Linked DNA regions of Homo sapiens: region 1 is linked to region 2. The links are chromatin loops, found by intact Hi-C in ENCODE. Cell type or tissue: IMR-90. All regions are shown on one strand. Each heading gives the region's core, and the rest is flanking DNA. Links, peaks and the distances in the headings are about the cores only.

Region 1 (8,323 bases), core at 204-8,203, 1.3 Mb before region 2:
GTCTTCCTAGAACATAATCTGATCGGGTCCTCTTGCCTTCCTGTGGCAAATCTTTCTATGGCTCCCCATTGCTTAGGTCTTCAGACCCTGGTAGGCATAAGAAATACCTAGAGAACTGTTCTATTAGTTATTGACTACTGTTTAACAAATTACTCCAAAACTTAGTGGCTTAAGACATACATATTTATTATCTCACAGTTTCTGTGGGACAGGAGCCTCAGATTCATGGTCTATTGCAAGGCTCCAATCAAAGTGTTGTCCCAGGGGCTGTGTTCTCAACTGAAGGCTTGATTGGAGAAAGATCCACTTTCAAACTCACAAAGCGGTTATTGGCAACACCGAGTTTCTCACAGGCTGTTTAACTTAGGAAGTCAGTTTATCACTGGCTGTTGGTATGAGGCCACCCTTGGTTCATGAAAGCATGCAAACTGAGAAGGGAATAGAGAGAGTCAGCTAATGCACAGAAGTTACAATCTTGTAACCCAGTCATGGAAGTGACATTCCATCACCTTTATTGTATTCTGTTGGTTACAATCAAGTTACTAGGTCCAGCCTGTATTCAGGGGGAGAGAATTACACAAGCACATGAATGCTCAGAGGTGGGGATCACTGTGGGCAGGTGTTGAATTGTGTCCTCCAAAAAGATATGCTGAAGTCCTAACTCCCAGTATCTGTAAACTGACCTTATTTGGACCTTGTCCTACCAGAAGCTAGGAGAGAGGTATCCTTCCCTAGAACAAATTCTTCTTTGGAAACTCAGAGAGAGCATGGCCTTACTGACTCCTTGAGTTTGGACATTTGGCCTCCAGAATTGTGAAACAATAGATTTCCATTGTTTTAAGCCCTCCAGATTGTGGCACTTAGTTAAGGCAACCGTAGGAAAGTGATACAGGGATGGTGCTAGAAATCAGCTTACTACATCTAGCAAAATTGCAGATTCCTGAGCCCATGCTCTCCTTACTGCTGCCACAATATGATATGATGGTCTTTGTGGAAAGACCTATTGATTTTGATGCAGGAATTCAAGGGCCCACAATCGCTGATGCAGGAATTCAAGGGAAGCAGTCTCTTTGGCCCAGCTCTGTTCCCCATCTCCAGCAATCTGTGCACCCTCCCCAGCACAAACTCTATGGCTACATTCTGACATTTCCTCAGCCTCTTTGTTCTTCTCCCTTCCCTACCTGATAACACACTCATCAAGACCCTGGTTGATCACCTCCTCCAGGAAGCCTCCACTGATTACACTAAACCACCAGACTGAATTAGTTGTTTCCTTCTCTGTGATCCCAAATCACTTTGTGCCTAAATGTGCTAGAGGTACTTTGCCTCTCACATTGCATTGCCATTATTCACTCCCTTTTCAGTTTTCATTTCTAGGCTATGAGCACCCCAAGAACAGAAGTTGTGACTGATTTAGTCTTATACCCCCAGAGCCTGGCACAATGTCTGCCCAGGCATGTTGCTAACTAAGTGAATAAATGAGATGACTCTTCAGGGCTGCTCAGGCATTGTTGGGAGGAAGCTTCAGCCACTCCTCTCCCAGTTGTCCTTAGGAGTCATCTTGGCTTATATGACATGACCTTTGATTGTTCTGATTGTGCCACATTCGTGTGGCAGAAGTGATGACTCAGGGAGAATGGGTCATTCCTCAGTCACTGAGGGAAGAAGCACAGAATCAAATTGCATCAGAGCTAGAAGAGAGACATCCTGGATAACAGCCCAATGTGGGCCATGGGGACAGGCTTCGCTATCGAGGTACTCAGCTCTGATGTGGCTTGCATGACCTCACTGAAGGCTACATGGGCTAGGCTTCCCCCTATTCTGTGGGGAGAGAGTTTCTCATACACAGGAGGCTGAGCCAATGATCCTTGCATCCCTCACCCCCTGCCCAGCCACCAGCAGAAAGAGGAACTATGCAGGGAAGGTTGGGGGAGCCCCAGCTGGGTCACTGGACCAGCTCCATCGGGCTCTCAAGACAAGAGGCATTGGAAAGCTTGTACCTATGCATGGTGGCTGGGAGGTGAATATTTTCATAACCACTTGACTGAGACAGCACTAATGTATTATACAACCTACTCACTGAAAGTTTTAGTACAGTCATGGAGTTGGACAACCATCATCACAACCAATTTTAAAACATTTTCATCACCCCCAAAAAGAAACCCCATACACATTTGCAGTCACTCTTCATTCCCCTCATCCCCCTAGCATCTGCTAATCGCTTATTTCCTTTCTGTCTCTATGAAGTAGCCTCCTCTGGACATTTCATTTAAATGGAGTCAAACAATATGTGGTCTTTTACTTTGGCATCTTTCAAAGGCTCATCCACATTGCAGCATGTATCAGTGCTGGATTCCTTTGTATTGATGAACAATTTTCCATTGTATGGATAGACCACATTTTCTTCCTCCATTCATGGGATGTGGAATTTCTTTAGGTTGAGAATCCCATTGGAACTTGATGAATCTAAAGTTGACTTAAATGTAAGGCAGATATGCCACTCTTCTGCTAAAAATACCCTGCACAACAAAACAAATGAATCACACAGATTCATTGACTCAAAGAAGCAGACTCAGAAAGAGTACATACTGGACGTGGTTATTTAATTGAACTTCTAGAACCAGAATAACTCGTCTTAATTCTAAAAGTCAACAGTGGTCTCTTAGGGTGGGGTTTGGGGGAATTGATTGCAAAGGGCCAGGAGAAAACTTTCAGGGTGGGGAAATACAGTTGATAATTACTCAGGGGTATATATTTGTCAAAGTTTATGAGGTTGTATTCTCAAAATTGTGGATTTTATTGCATTGTAAATTATACTTCTTCTCCCCTAATGAGAACTCTGAGGATAGAGAGCAACCTGCAAATAATTACACTTGAAAGATTCTTGGTTTGGGGAGAAAGACTTTTTCAAAAATGTTTTGTAGAGACAGGGTCTCACTGTGTTGTTCAGGTTGGTCTCAAACTCCTAGTCTCAAGTGAGGCCCTCCCACCTCAGCTTCCCAAAGTGCTGGGATTATGGATGTGAGCCACTGTGCCTCACTGTAAGAAGAACTTTCAAAGAAGACAAGGGAACCAGGAAGAGAAACGAGGACGTGGGAGAGAGCTGGCTCATTTCTGGATAGAAGAGTAAGGCCTCCTTGAAGCAAGGAAGCAACTCTTGGGGCATCTCTCCATTGCAGAACTGTGTTAGCTTTCTCAAGGCAACACTGCAAGAACAGACTTTGGCCTGTGGGTTCATCTTGAAGAATGAATGAATGAGGAATAACAGCACAATAGCTAGGACTTACATAGCACTTACTGTAGGCCAGCCCTGTCCTTGTAACAACCCTATGAGGCTAAATGTTTTAGTACTCTCTCCAGCTCTTCCTTGTCATACTTGGGACCTCAGTTTCCTCATCTATCAATCAGAAAGAATAATAGTACCTACCTCACCAAGTTATAGTGCCTGGCTTCTAATAAGGATTCAATGACCGTGAGCCGACATTACCTCCACATAACTGTTACCCTCACTGTCATGAAAGGGTAAGACATTCAGTCACTCTAAGGACATTGTATGTGATGCAGGAAACATATGTGATCAGGCACAGCTTGGCTGTGACCTGTCTCCCAGGGCTGTGTATTTTCTAAGGGTCAGTATTTAGTCAGAGGGAGACATCATTGGCAGCATTCCTGGTGGCATCGAGAAAGATGGGAGAGAACTTTCCAGGAAAGTCCCAGTAAAGAGCTTGTGTAGCATGTGTAGGTAGCACAGTTTCCCCAGGATCACAATTCCAGGCTTTTGTCCATTCTGCCTTCAAAGCAAGGACCTGCAGGTCAGAAGAGGTGGGTGGTAAAATGAGGCCATCAGGACCAGGGCAAACCCTCTATGTTAATTGTGGGGGCCTCCAGCCTGGGAGTTTTGCAGCTTTGGCTAGAAGCCTAAGCAGTCCCCACCCCGTCCATGGATAAGGAGGTGGGCTGTGCCAGGAAGCTGCTCCAAGGAGAAGGACCGTAGTATGGCTATGGAGGGAAGGAAGCAGCCTTCTCTTAGATGAAGTACTGAAAAATATGGAAAGCTCCCCTCCTTTGGGAAGCGCCTTGCTTACTGACTTGTGTGTGTGCACAAACGTGTATGTGCTTTGTGTGTGTGGTGGGCCTGGGGCAGGTGAGAATGCCATGCCAAGCACTCCTGTATCAGGCCTCATGCTTTTGTGTAAAAGTTGGGTGTTAATCACTGGCATTCTCCAGTCCCCTTCTGCCCTCTTGGCTCCTTGTCCCAAGGGTGGGTGGTGTAGAGACCCGCTCTCACAGCCCATCTGCCTGAGATTAGCCTGGGAAAGGTCCCCCAAAGGTCCTATTCCTTGGGCTCCTTTAGGTTTTGTAAAATGCAGCATCAAAAGATCTCAGATTTCATTAAACTCTTTAAAAACAGCTTTTGGGTATGATCAGGCTATCTGAAGGTCCCTAATCAAGTGGGCCAATTCTCTGTAAGGGAACTGTGAATCCATTCATTCATTCATCCATTCATTCATTCGTCTCACTCAGGCATTCAGGCATTAATACAAGCGTTTCCTGAGCACAAGCATTTCCTGAGCACAAGCGTTTCGTCCGCTGATCGGCCGGCGGCGCTGAGTCCTGGGAAGACGAATGAGGCAGGCCCGTTCCCTCCTTCCCTCCCCGAGTCCTTCCTGGAGAACACCTAGCCTGAGGTTAGGACCGGCACCTAAAGGATAGAACGAGACGGGGACCACAGAATGGGCCCTAAAACAGGCAGGAAAAGCGGGAAGGAGGATGACAGGCAGGCGAGACCACTTCCTGTCGTGGCCAGGTAGAGATCAGCAGAGATCTGAAGGCGATTTCACCCACTTCTTCTCCCGGGATCCAGAGAAAAAATGCTTTTGTTTTCTAACTGCGGCGGCGAAGGGCGAGACCTCAATGGCTTTTAAACGTCCTGCGCCGGGACAGCGGTTTCTCCAGCGGAACCTGCAGGCTTGGTTCAGAGGCTGTCCCATAGAGGGCGCTGTCTGCCTGACTTTGAATGGAGTCGTGAGCGCAAGAACGCTGGCAACACCTCTCGCCAGACGGCGAGTAAAGGGCTGAGTCCGCGCCCAGACCCGACTCCCACCAGCTTTCTCGAAGGGGAAGGGAAAGATCTACTCAATACATCCCGCTTTTCAAGCCCAGCAATCCCTAAAACTGAGAGGATGGGCTGAGAGTGCTGACACTGGAGAAGCTCCTCTCCCGGGCCAAACACAAGCACATAACAGCGCCCCTGCGCGCCCCTGGGAGGGGAGTCAACCGGAGAACTTGGGGCGACAACCGGAAAGCCGGGATCCGGTAGCCGCACAGCAGGGATGCGGGCGGCTGTCCCGGACTCTTCTCCCGCCACACTGGGCCTGTCCCCTCCCCATCTGAGTCTAGCGCTGGAGTTGTGATCAGCCACGAGTCCCCCTCCCCAGACTGAACCCTCAGCATTCCCAGTTTAAAGTCGACTTTCGTGCGTCAGAACTCTAGCCAAGTTTGCATGCGTCTGCGCTGAATGGCGAAGCTCCCAAAACACACAGGCATACACGCCGGGGTCTCTCCACGCATACTCGGCCGCGTGGCAGGCTGTGTGCAGGCGGTGCCCACCCAACCCTCATAGACCTACGTGCATCGAGCTATTTCTGCGGTTGGGGGAAAATGACCTCTGGGTATCCAGCAGCGATTGGGCGACCTAGGCCCAGTTTCCTCCTCTCTGGGCGCGGGTTTCCACTTACAAAATCCAAGTATGAGACCCACCCTGCTGGGGTCTCAGGGCAGTGATCCGTTCCAACCCAGATTTTGGATGGCGTAGCGTTTTGCATTCCAGTAAAGCCCTGTGTAAACTCAAGGGAGTAATAACAGTAATTGTTTATGGAAGCGCCATTTACGTTTCCAGATTTCCAAAGCAAAAATGGGGTTCGCTGCTGTAGATGAATGCAGAAAGAAACATTACATATGCCCGTCGAGATTTGGTGGGGGAGGGTCTGACGCCCCAGGACCGAAAAACAAAATCTACCTCTCAAGTGGGGACCCCACACGATCACGTCTGCCAATGCAGGGCGGCCTTGAATTAGGCGAGGCTCAATCTAACGAAAAAGAAAGCGGTGGGGAGGTGAAGGGATCCCAAAAAGCCCTCGTGTGCGGGAGCTTCACCAGGGTGGAAGAGGGTGAGGCCAGTTTGTCACCTTTCTCTGATAAGAAAGCTGTCTCTCGGGAGGGGACCTCACAAACAATTCTGATTTACTTGATGCTTAAATCATGAGTCTTAAATGTCTGCCTCATGGGCTTCTCGTGCGAACCGGGGAGCTGTTTTTAAAGCCAGTGGAGTGGAATGTCCTTTCACTAAGCCGTTCTGCAAAGGTCCAGTGTGGTTCTCTAAGGACTTCGCTGCCGTCGAGACGCGCAGCGGATGCCGCTGCTTGCCGCGGCGGAGGAAGCTACGCCGCTGCGCCTTCGGTTCACCTTGCCCCCATTAAAGCGTTAGTTAGACAGCTCCAAACGCCAGCTGGCCGGAGAGACTTCCTGGGAGAAAGTGCTGTCGTCGGGGTCACAGACTCGGAGTTGATCCGCGAGCCTTGGGCACCGGCGGCCAGAGCAGAGGGGTGCCCTTCCGAGAGCAGCCGTCGGTGCCGAGAAGCTGTTGCCCCAGCAGCCCCACCGAGTGACGCGCGGGTTTTGGCCGGGTCAGCGCGCATACGCACACAGGCACACCCACTCCTGGTCCCGGGGGAAGGCTCACTCTTCGGTTTTCCAGGGCTAAAGGCCAAGGCCACGCGGATTTCTGAGTCCGAAGACGCAGTGCGAGGACTTACACCTGGATTCCCTTACTATCGGCTGGATGGTGGGTGGGGAACCCAAATCCCTCTCTTCTTGGCCTCGCCCTTCCTAGCAGGCTTTAGGAAAAATACCGAGGTCGCCGGACCCCAAAGGGTAGGAAAATGATGAGTTCTCCGAGGGCCGAGGTCACGTCCTGCCTCTTGGGCCGGCGCTGCGTGGCTCTCCAGCTGCGTGGGGGCGGCGGGCCCCTGTCCAGCCCCAGGGGGCGGGGGAGCGGCAGCTGCGAGCGCAGATAACCCCGAGGTGACCCGGGAGGGCCTGGTCCGCCCCTCCCCCCTCCCGCAGGCCTGGCGGCGGGAAGCGGGTCCCTGCGCCGCAGGGGGGAGAGGCAGGCGCGGTCTCCGGGCTCGCGGCCGTTAGTGCGCTTCGGCCAAGGGCGCCGCCTGCTCCGCGTCCCTCGCTCGCCTCCTGCGCTCGCAGGAGCGCTCCGAGTGCCTCTTTAGCGGGAGCCAATATCCTTTTGTGCTAATAGGCTTGTCCTCATTTGCTGCCTAATTGGACTATATAAAGCCAATAACGGGCGGGCTCTTATAGCCCGAAGCCAAAGCGCCAAAATCCGAGGGAAGGCGAGGAGGGGGCGGTGGCGGAGGCGGCTGCGGGGCCGGGGCTCGGCTGAGCCTTCGCCTGCCTAATCCCATTTGCCATTGTACGCGCCCAATCGCCGTATACTCCCCGCATTTAACTTGGATGACATTTTGATTTCATCATTAGCATCCGGCGCCGGATTGACGCAGCCTCGAGCCGGGGACTGCTCTTGCTGCCTCCTCCGCGGGAGCCGCAGCCGCAGCCGAGCCGCCTCGATCCCTCGGTGCCGCGGCAGGGCCGCTCCCCGCCCCTCCGCACCCCTCCCTCATGCGAGCCCGCCCGTCTGGGTCCTCACTCCGCCCTCCCGCCGTTGGATTTGCGCCCGGGGCGGCCCCCGACTTTGCGCCCCGTAGTTGAGTTCCGTTTATGGTCTGATTTCCGGCCTCTCGCCTGCTCGCCCCGCCGCCCGCCTGTCCCGCTCCCTCCCTCCCGGGGACCCGGAGGAGAGGGGACCATGCCGGAACCCGGGCCGGACGCTGCCGGCACCGCCAGCGCACAGCCCCAACCGCCGCCGCCCCCCCCACCCGCTCCCAAGGAGTCCCCGTTCTCCATCAAGAACCTGCTCAACGGAGACCACCACCGGCCGCCCCCTAAGCCTCAGCCGCCCCCACGGACGCTCTTCGCGCCAGCCTCGGCTGCCGCCGCCGCCGCCGCTGCCGCTGCCGCGGCGGCCAAGGGGGCCCTGGAGGGCGCCGCGGGCTTCGCGCTCTCGCAGGTGGGCGACCTGGCTTTCCCTCGCTTTGAGATCCCGGCGCAGAGGTTTGCCCTGCCCGCGCACTACCTGGAGCGCTCCCCAGCCTGGTGGTACCCCTACACCCTGACCCCCGCCGGCGGCCACCTCCCGCGACCTGAAGGTACCGACCTCTCTTTGAACTTTCGTTGTCCCCCTGCGCGCCCG
Region 2 (8,323 bases), core at 79-8,078:
GGATAGGAACTTCTCCAGAAGGGTCTGGAAATGACTCTCAGCTGCCATCACTGCTACATGGGACAAGAGAGTATCACGTGCATGCCTGGGCATCCTGCAGAGGGGGTCCCTCCCTGGGCCTGTCTTCATGCTATCCATCAGCACTTTTAAAGGATCCTTCTTCACTTTCCCCAGAACCATGTGCAGTGAGACCACAGGACATGGTGGCAAGAGGTTATCTGGACCAGAGATCTACACAGTCCAACCACCGGAGAGCTTTTCACAACCTCACATGCACAATCCCCACCCATACCCAGAGGCAGAATCATGGGAAAAAGCCCAGCCCTAGCGTGGTGTGACTTGCACAAGTCAGTTAACCTCTTGGAGCCTCAGTTTTCTCACCTGTGGAATGGAGCTAATAATAGACCTTCCAGGTATGAGATGAAATGAGAGACTCTGGTGCTTCACAGCCTTTCTCCTGACAGCGTACCTGGAGAATGTGAATGGATTTACACAGTGCACCGAGTACGTGAGCGAGCCTGCCTCCGGTCACCCCAGGGCTGAAGGGACCCCCATCTCAGGTGCAGGAGGCTGAGGGGCAGTGGTGGGAAGGCCTGATGGCTGCAAAGCACTAGGCAGAGGGCTGGTATATCGGAGGCCCCTCATGCAATGATGGGTTTTGTGGCTCAGCCAGGAGGCCTGGGCTGGGGCTGACGCATCGCCATTGTTTAAGGAGCTCCCCGCCTGACTCTGGAGCAGGTGGTCTGTGGGTCAGGTGTGGACCGAAAGGTTCCAGCAGCTCAGAACCAGCAGGTTCTTCCCCAAATAGGGTCACCAGCTCCCCACTACATGCCACCCCTTCCTGCAGCCCACACACCAGTAGGGTCCTCCCTGCCTAATTAGCAGGCAAATCCCTTTCTGCAAGAACTGAATGGGTCCCTTCTGCTGCGAGGGCTTCCCTCACACTGTCCCTTTGTAGCCGCCCAGCGTCTCAGCCAGGCCAAACTAGGTCCTCAGGTGTTTACTCTCCCTGCAATTTTGACTTTGCCCCTCTGGCTCCCACCTTCAAAGCTTCAAGCAGGGCTGTGGCGGGGGACTCCAATGGGGCTGAGTTTTCTGCTGGAAAAGTGGCTGGCCATGGGCAGGGCCTGGTCTGGCCACCCCAGACAGGGCTGTTTGCAGGGGGCGTGGTGACCCAGACAAACATGCTCTGGAGGTGAGACCACAAACAGCCCGGGCCCAGGGAGGCACTGAGTCCTCGCAAATGGGGTCAGGCGCAGCTGCTGCAGGCCCGACACCGCCCCTCTGCTCACCTGAAGGTAGAGAAGCCTAAAGAAGCTGGGAGGGGCTGCTCTCTCTGGAATGTACCACGGAGGCAGACATTCCTCCAAACAGAAAGGCAAGGCCCCTCCCACCCCAGGAGAGCACACCCGCTCTTCTACAGGGCAGGCTGACAGACCCTCTCCAGAGAGGGCCCTCTCCACCCACCCGGGCAGGAGGGTGGAGTCACAACTCGCTAACCCTAACCCCAGGCAACAGGAACAGGTGAGGGGGATGGGGTAGCAGGGGGCAGACGCTGCCCTCCCCTTACCCCAGGCCTCCAGACATTCTGGACCAGCCCAATCCCCTGGTCACACTTAGCAAACCAGCCAGGCCCACTCGAGGTTGGACAACATGGGGATGAAGTTTCCCTTCACTCCACAACACAGTCCGGGCTGTCCGGGACCAGGTCCAGGTGGATCCAGCCTCAGCACCCCACCTTAAGACTCTGTTAAGAGCTGTCTGAACTCCCTGCACCTGGGTCCTATGAACTCCGGCTTTTCAAGGCTGGCATGGGGATCGTAAGATCTAATGCAAGAACCGGCCCGCCATAAAGGACGGGTGATCATCACCTTCATTCACTCATCAGGCTGAGACTGGGGGAGAGACAGGCACCGGGCAAGTGAGCCCAGGATTAGAAACCAGGCCCCAGTCAAGTGAAGCCAGGATGAGGACATACCCCCTGGGGTGTCCCAGGGTGTCCTCACTTCCCTGAGCCCTCTTAAGTGGAACACCGATTCAGCATCCCCACGCAAACCACTAAAATCCTTCTTTCTCAACAGAGTCTTGTGGGATTGGTGGGCCTGGGGAGGGTACCTTCCTGCTGTCCCATGGCCCTGGCACTTCCTTGCCCTGTGCTGGGGGCTGGGAGGGTGCCTGACCAGACCCTAAGAGGGTTGTTCCCAGCGGGATTCCTGGTACCACCCAAACTCGATGAAGCCACCTGTCAGAGCAGGGCCGGGGCCCCTGTGTGTTTATCAAGCCTCAGGTGATCCCAGAGGGCTCAAGAGTTTGAGGTCGGGGGCAGAGGGAGCTACAGGCAGGACCCAGCAGCCAATATCAACCTCCCCACAGCCCGCTGCTCCCATTTCTACATGAGGACACTGAGACTCCAGAGGTTGTGTGACTGACTGGTCCTAGGTCTCAGAGCTGGTAATTTGCCTCCTGGGATGCAGACACAAGCTTCCACCTGCGGGTGTCACCCCTCCTCAGGCCCCACCTCCCCTCCCATCCACGAAGTCCAAGGTAAGTCCAGGACTGGGCCCTGGGCACCAGCCTTGCCCTTGGCACTGATGGGGTTCAGGACATGGTACCCCAAAATACAGCACCTTGGCATTTGAGGAAACAGCAGAAACAGAAAGGTCGTTTTCACCTCCCACCCTCCCTTCTCCCCTGAAGCAGGACATAAAACCCTCATTCAGGTGTTAGTCTCCCTATACCCAGAAGAAACATCCTCACCTCTGAAGACACAGGGATAGAGGAGACTGTGAACACGCAGGCCTGGCTAAGTCCCTCCATCTATTACCGTTACATCAGACGTTTTTATCCAATCAAACTTTTCTAGGACTATCCACTTTTTTTATCAAACCAAGCATAAAAAACACAGGTTTGGCTGGGTGTGGTGGCTCACGCCTGTAATCCCAGCACTTTGGGAGGCCGAGGTGGGCGGATCACCTGAGGTCAGGAGTTCGAGACCAGCCTGACCAATATGATGAAACCCCATCTCTACTAAAAATACAAAAATTGGCCGGGCCTGGTGGCATGCGCCTGTAATCCCAGCTACCTGGGAGGCTGAGACAGGAGAAACGCTTGAACCCAGGAGGTGGAGGCTGCAGTGAGCCAAGATCCTGCCATTGCACTCCAGCCTGGGCAACAAGAGTGAAACTCTGTCTCAAAAACACACACACACACACACACACACAGGTTTACACATTTCTTTGGGTCTTCATTTCCTTATGAAGGCTCCTGCATCCGGTAAAAATTATATTAAATAAATGTGTATGTTATTCTCTTGTTATATGAGTCCCAGGCAGGAACCTAGGACGGTGAGGAAAAGCTCTTTCTCCTCCTATGGCATCCACACACCCAGGGCCTGCCACTCCTGCCCAGCCCAGGACCGTCACTATCTCAGTGACCAGTGGACAGGGCTCAGCAGGGCCACACGGATCAAGGTGGGCCCCAGCCAGGCAGAGACCAGGCCCCGCATCCTCCCACCCCCTGCACAACTTCGGTCCCCCAATCACCAGGGCAGGTATGAGTAAGGCCATTGCACAGTGGCAAAAACTGAGGCCCGCAAGGGCCCAAGGACCACCACTCAGATCCCTCCGGGCACAGCCCAGCCAGGAGCTCCGGGCAGAGTCCCGGGAGGCCCTGCCCACAGGGTCAGAGCGCCCCTGCCCCCGGCCCAACGGATGCGCCTGTCCAGGATCACCACCTGTCAAGCTCGCTGCAGCGCGGGAGGTGGGGTGGACCCTTCCCTGCCCCGGAGCCCACACCTCTGCACGGTGAACCGAGGCGCTCCGACGGGTGCGCGGACAGCACCTGGCACTGAGGAGGTGAACGTGACTCCCACACACGCGGGACTGAACCAGCGCCCCAGAGTCCCCAGAACACGCATGGGCCCGCGGGGCCGCAGCCCACGCCCGGGACAGCCGCCCGCAGTCTACGCAGGGAGGGGCCGCGGGGCTCTGGTTTCTGCAAGTTCTGAATTGTCTCCAAGGAGCATATTCCAACGTCAGAATAATAAACTTTTACAGAACTGTATTGCTCTGCAGCGCGCGGGGGGACTCGGCCCAGCGAAGAGCGAGCGCCCTACAGGCCTCGGCGGAGGAGGGCACGGTCCCCAGCGCGGCTCCTGGCCCCGCCCACGGCCCCGCCCCAGCTCCCGAGCCCCGGCCTCGCGCACGCGCATCTCGCGGGCTCGCAGGACGGCCGGGAAGCAACGCTTTGCGGGCAGCGCCCCCTGCCGTCCCAACGCGCGTGGGGCCCTATGGCTGCGAGCAGTTCCGGCCAAAAGCCCCAGGACCCGGACTTGGGGTTATTGACTTGCGCGTGGGCGCTGAGTCTTGGAGGGGAGGGGACAACTCGCCACACCCCCGTCCTCTCCCTGGAGCTCGAAGCCCCTTTCTGCTGAAATGGGGCCTCCTTTTCTCGGGAAACTGACTTTGGGGGAAACTAAGTCTCAAGGGGATCTTAAAACCCAAGACGGGGGAATGGGAACCTCACAGGACGTGGGGGCGCTTTTCTGGCCATCTCTATATAAAACCTGCCGGGGGCCTCAGACCCTGGCTCCTCTGTCAGTTCCCAAGACCCGTCGCGCGCCCACCTGAGCCCGGTGCCCACTGGATGGGGGCTCAGGCTCACCTGGTCAGTCCTCACCCCCACCTCCAGAGACCAGGCAGTCATGCCCTTCTAATATGGCGGAGGTCCCAAAAGATTATACCATATTTTTACTGTGCCTTTTCTGTGTTTAGCTATGCAAATACTTAGCATTGTGTCGTAGCAGGCTGTGCCATCTAGGTTGTGTAAGTACACGCCATGATGTTCACATAACGAGAAAATCGCCAAAGGACGCATTTCTCAGAACATACACCTGTTGTGAAACCACCCGTGACTGTTCTGTCCTAATTCAACCCCCTCATTCGATAAAGGACAGAGAGGCATTGAGTTGCCAGAGGTCATCCTGGTTGTCAGAGGCAAAAGCAAAACCGAAGCTCTGAGCCTCGCAGCAACCACCCACGCCACCGCCTCCCGTCATCATCAGGAGGCCTCCCCAGGTTTCTGTCCCAGGGAGCGCAGCCGGTGGACAAGTCCCTTCCGCTCTCTGAGCCTCCAGTAACATGAAAACACTGGCAGGAGACCCTCCATGATTCCAGGATTCCTAGAACACTGGCAGGACACCCTCACCCGGTGATCACTCCCAGGTCACCCCACTGAAAGCCGGCAGCTTTCTGTATGGTCTGCATCCATGTTTTTCTATTTCTCCCAGGAGTAATTACTCCATTTGTTCACAGGTACACGGCTTGGCACTCAGGGGCCATAAATTAAAGAGATGTTGTGATAAAAAGGAAGGCAGGAGAGAGTAGGGGCTGGTGGATCCCACTTGCCCTTCACTGCCGGTCTCAGAGACTGGCCTAGGAGAAAGCCACCAAGATCAAAGGCCCCCAGACCCTGCATCCCCATGGATGTGCAAGCCTGAGCTGTCGGTGGTCCTCCCGAACCCTGCCTTGAGCCATGCTTGGCTATTCCACACAAGGCTTATTTGCAGCAATCATCTGCTGGGCTCTTAAGTATTGTGATGCAAATTATAAAAGCCATTTTAGTTCAGATATCTCATTAACAATTTGAAGGGCTAGGCTGATGTATAGAGAAAAAATCTCATTTGCAAGTTAATCAAAATAAAGGCTGGGGAGCTAATAAACCTCCTCTGAGCCATTATACATGCATGGAACACTGGAGTGAGCCCTGAAATATATTTTAAAGTTTTTTTTCCTAAATGGACTAAGCTGCTTTTAGATATATATTATTCATTTTGATGCCTCCTGCTGGTATTTTAAGAATCCATCCCCCAAGTTCAAAACAAATTGAAATGCTTTTACAGGCCACAGGGGCCTCTTGGCCAAGCTCTTGAGACAAAGGGAGGAGCTGTTCTCAAAGCCCCCAGTCCCTGAGGCACCAGGACCACCTACTGGCTCCCTCAGAAGGTTTGTCCAGCCCATCCAAGGCTCTTGGGCATCACCACTATTTCAATGACCTAAAGCAAGCTTGTGTTTCTGAGCCTTGGTCTCCTCATCTGTAAATGGAAGTAATAATACCTGGAGTGAGACTTAAGGCATTTGAAATAGTGCCTGGCACAGACTGCTGAATAAATGCTATTTATTTGAACCACTGTCTATCCTCCGGGACCAGCCAAGTGGTACTCAATAAACATTTTTGAAATAAATGTACCTATTAAAAAGCCCGCTGATGCCAGGAATCGTGTGCCTTATTCACCAGTAGACGTCAGTGCCCCAGCATGGTTGGGTGAATGACACCCTGCCTCACACTCAATACCCACTTTGCAAGGACTGCACATTAGAATCCCCAGGAGCATTTAATATCCAGGTGCAAGGCCCCATCCAGGAGATGCTGATGTAATTGATTTGAGGTGAGGTCTGGCCATCAATATTATTTTTTTTTTTGAGACAGTGTTTCACTCTTATTGCCCAGCCCAGAGCGCAATGGCACAATCTCGGCTCACTGCAACCTCCGCCTCTTGAGTTCAGGTGATTCTCCTGCCTCAGCCTCCTGAGTAGCTGGGATTACAGGCGTGCACCACCACGCCCAGCTAATTTTTGCATTTTTAGTAGAAACTGGGTTTCACCATGGTGGTCAGGCTGGTCTTGAACTCCTGACCTCAGGTAATCTACCCACCCCGGCCTCCCAAAGTGCTTGGATTACAGCCATGAGCCACCACACCTGGCCGATACTAATTTTTTAAGCAAGCCAGGTGACTCTGAAGTGCAGCTGGCATTGAGCAGCACAGATCTAAACCTATAAATGTCCCCTATATGCCTCCCCCGACCTCTGTGGTGCTTCCCCATCACATACAGATGTGCTGCAGAGAGCATGCTGGGAACTTCACAGTCCTAGTGCTTGAAACGCATTGTCACTTTCACCTCTGTTATTCTGGGTACATCAGATGTCCTATCCCAACCTCAGTTTTCTTATATGTGCAGTAATTAATTTAGATGAGGTATTCTGGAAGGTCAGAATCCAAAGAACAAGTTATCATTAGGGGGTGTGGAGAGTGAAGGTGGTGACTATTTAAAGTGCAAAAATGTACCAAGATTATCATCTTTCTTTTGCACATATCTAAATGTGCATCTGGGCACCACATACTCTGTGAGTTCTCCTCTACTTTGAACCACTCCTCCCCGAAGAAGAAAAATAACTTTTTACCTGAAGAATGTGAGCCCCTTTAAATTATCAGGCCCAGAAAAGTATCTAAAATATAATGGCAGTCAGGTCTCACTCCCCCTTGAGCTAAATAATTACCTCTCGAAGCCCCTTGCCATGCAGCTCTAGACTAACTGAAGCCAAATGGCCACAAAAACGCCATACATCCTGTACTTCAACAATGAATAGCCAATCAGTAACTAATGCCAATTCTCTAGACCAATGAAAATTCCTAATAAATAAGTTTTATAATCACCCCTTCTCCTGATTTTTTTTTCTTTATAAATATTCTCCAGAGCACTCCCCAAGGCAAACTGATGATGTATCCTGGGCTGCAGTTCTCAAGCTTGGCCCAAATGAGAAGATTTTTCTCGGCCCCTTTGCCAGGCACGCAGCAGGAGGCACCCCATCTACTGGGCCTGCCAGGCCGCATCTGGCTTGCACTCCGGCGCAGATCCCACAGCAGCTGCTGCTGCATGCTCAGGCCCTGGTGGGAGGGGGTATGTGAGTGAGCAAGTGTGGGGTCCAGCCAGCCATTCCAAATGCTGGCACAGGGGTGGGCTCCATGCGGGGTTTGCAGCTGGACCAGGTGTGTCACTCCAAGGGGAATGCAGTGGTGCCCAGGCAGGGGTGCCCATGACCCTAAAGCCCCAAAAGAGTGTTACAATGTGCTCATTAGCTCTTTTAGTCCCACCATCCATAGCCCAACAGACGGTGGCATGTTAACAGCTCAGTCAGCCCCTTGCCCCATTCCAGCCCGCAGCTCCGGGGCCAGCTCCGCCCCATCACTACTTTCCATCACATGAGGCATCTGCCCTCTGCCAGTGAAGGGCAGAGGGCCACAGTGTTACAGCCTTGTGAGTACCCATGTTCAGTGAGTCTGGAGTTCTTGTCCGTCAAAGAAGAATGAGGTCACACTGGCAACTGAGGGGTGGTGAGGGCAGAGAAGTTTATTAAGCGACAAAACAGCTCTCAGCAGAGAGGAGACGGGAAGGTGGTCTCCTCCAGTGTGGCTGAGTCTGGGGTTTTTATAGGCACAGGATGGGGGAGGGGCAGGCCATAGGTAGTATCAGAAAAGGCAACATTC

Evidence for each region. A loop is a pair of places that touch in the nucleus more often than their neighbours do. Peaks named below come from ENCODE experiments on the same cell type or tissue, not always from the same donor. Only the 100,000 strongest peaks of a DNase experiment are listed, where the experiment ranks them.
Region 1: a loop joins it to region 2, with 19 times the contacts of the local background. A loop is called at or near these places in 4 of 110 quality-filtered maps.

The regions. Positions count from the first base shown.
Region 1 is chr10:123,128,172-123,136,494 of GRCh38, forward strand. HMX3 (H6 family homeobox 3) reads left to right here and starts at 7,799. Exons shown (of 2, transcript NM_001105574.2): 1 at 7,799-8,279. The coding sequence starts at 7,880. RefSeq lists enhancers at 4,666-4,775, 4,842-5,136, 7,014-7,964 and silencers at 5,216-5,305, 6,968-7,087, 7,118-7,247, 7,628-7,707, 7,758-8,167 and 1 more. In IMR-90, for the core only: a CTCF peak has its summit at 4,995 (motif pointing right); a DNase peak (open chromatin) is centred at 5,010; H3K4me3 peaks cover 174 bases; H3K27me3 peaks cover 5,380 bases.
Region 2 is chr10:124,385,150-124,393,472 of GRCh38, forward strand. No RefSeq gene overlaps it. Among named protein-coding and RNA genes, the nearest start is that of OAT, 30 kb to the right of the region's middle. RefSeq lists a silencer at 4,068-4,357. In IMR-90, for the core only: a CTCF peak has its summit at 4,263 (motif pointing left); a DNase peak (open chromatin) is centred at 4,252; H3K4me3 peaks cover 326 bases.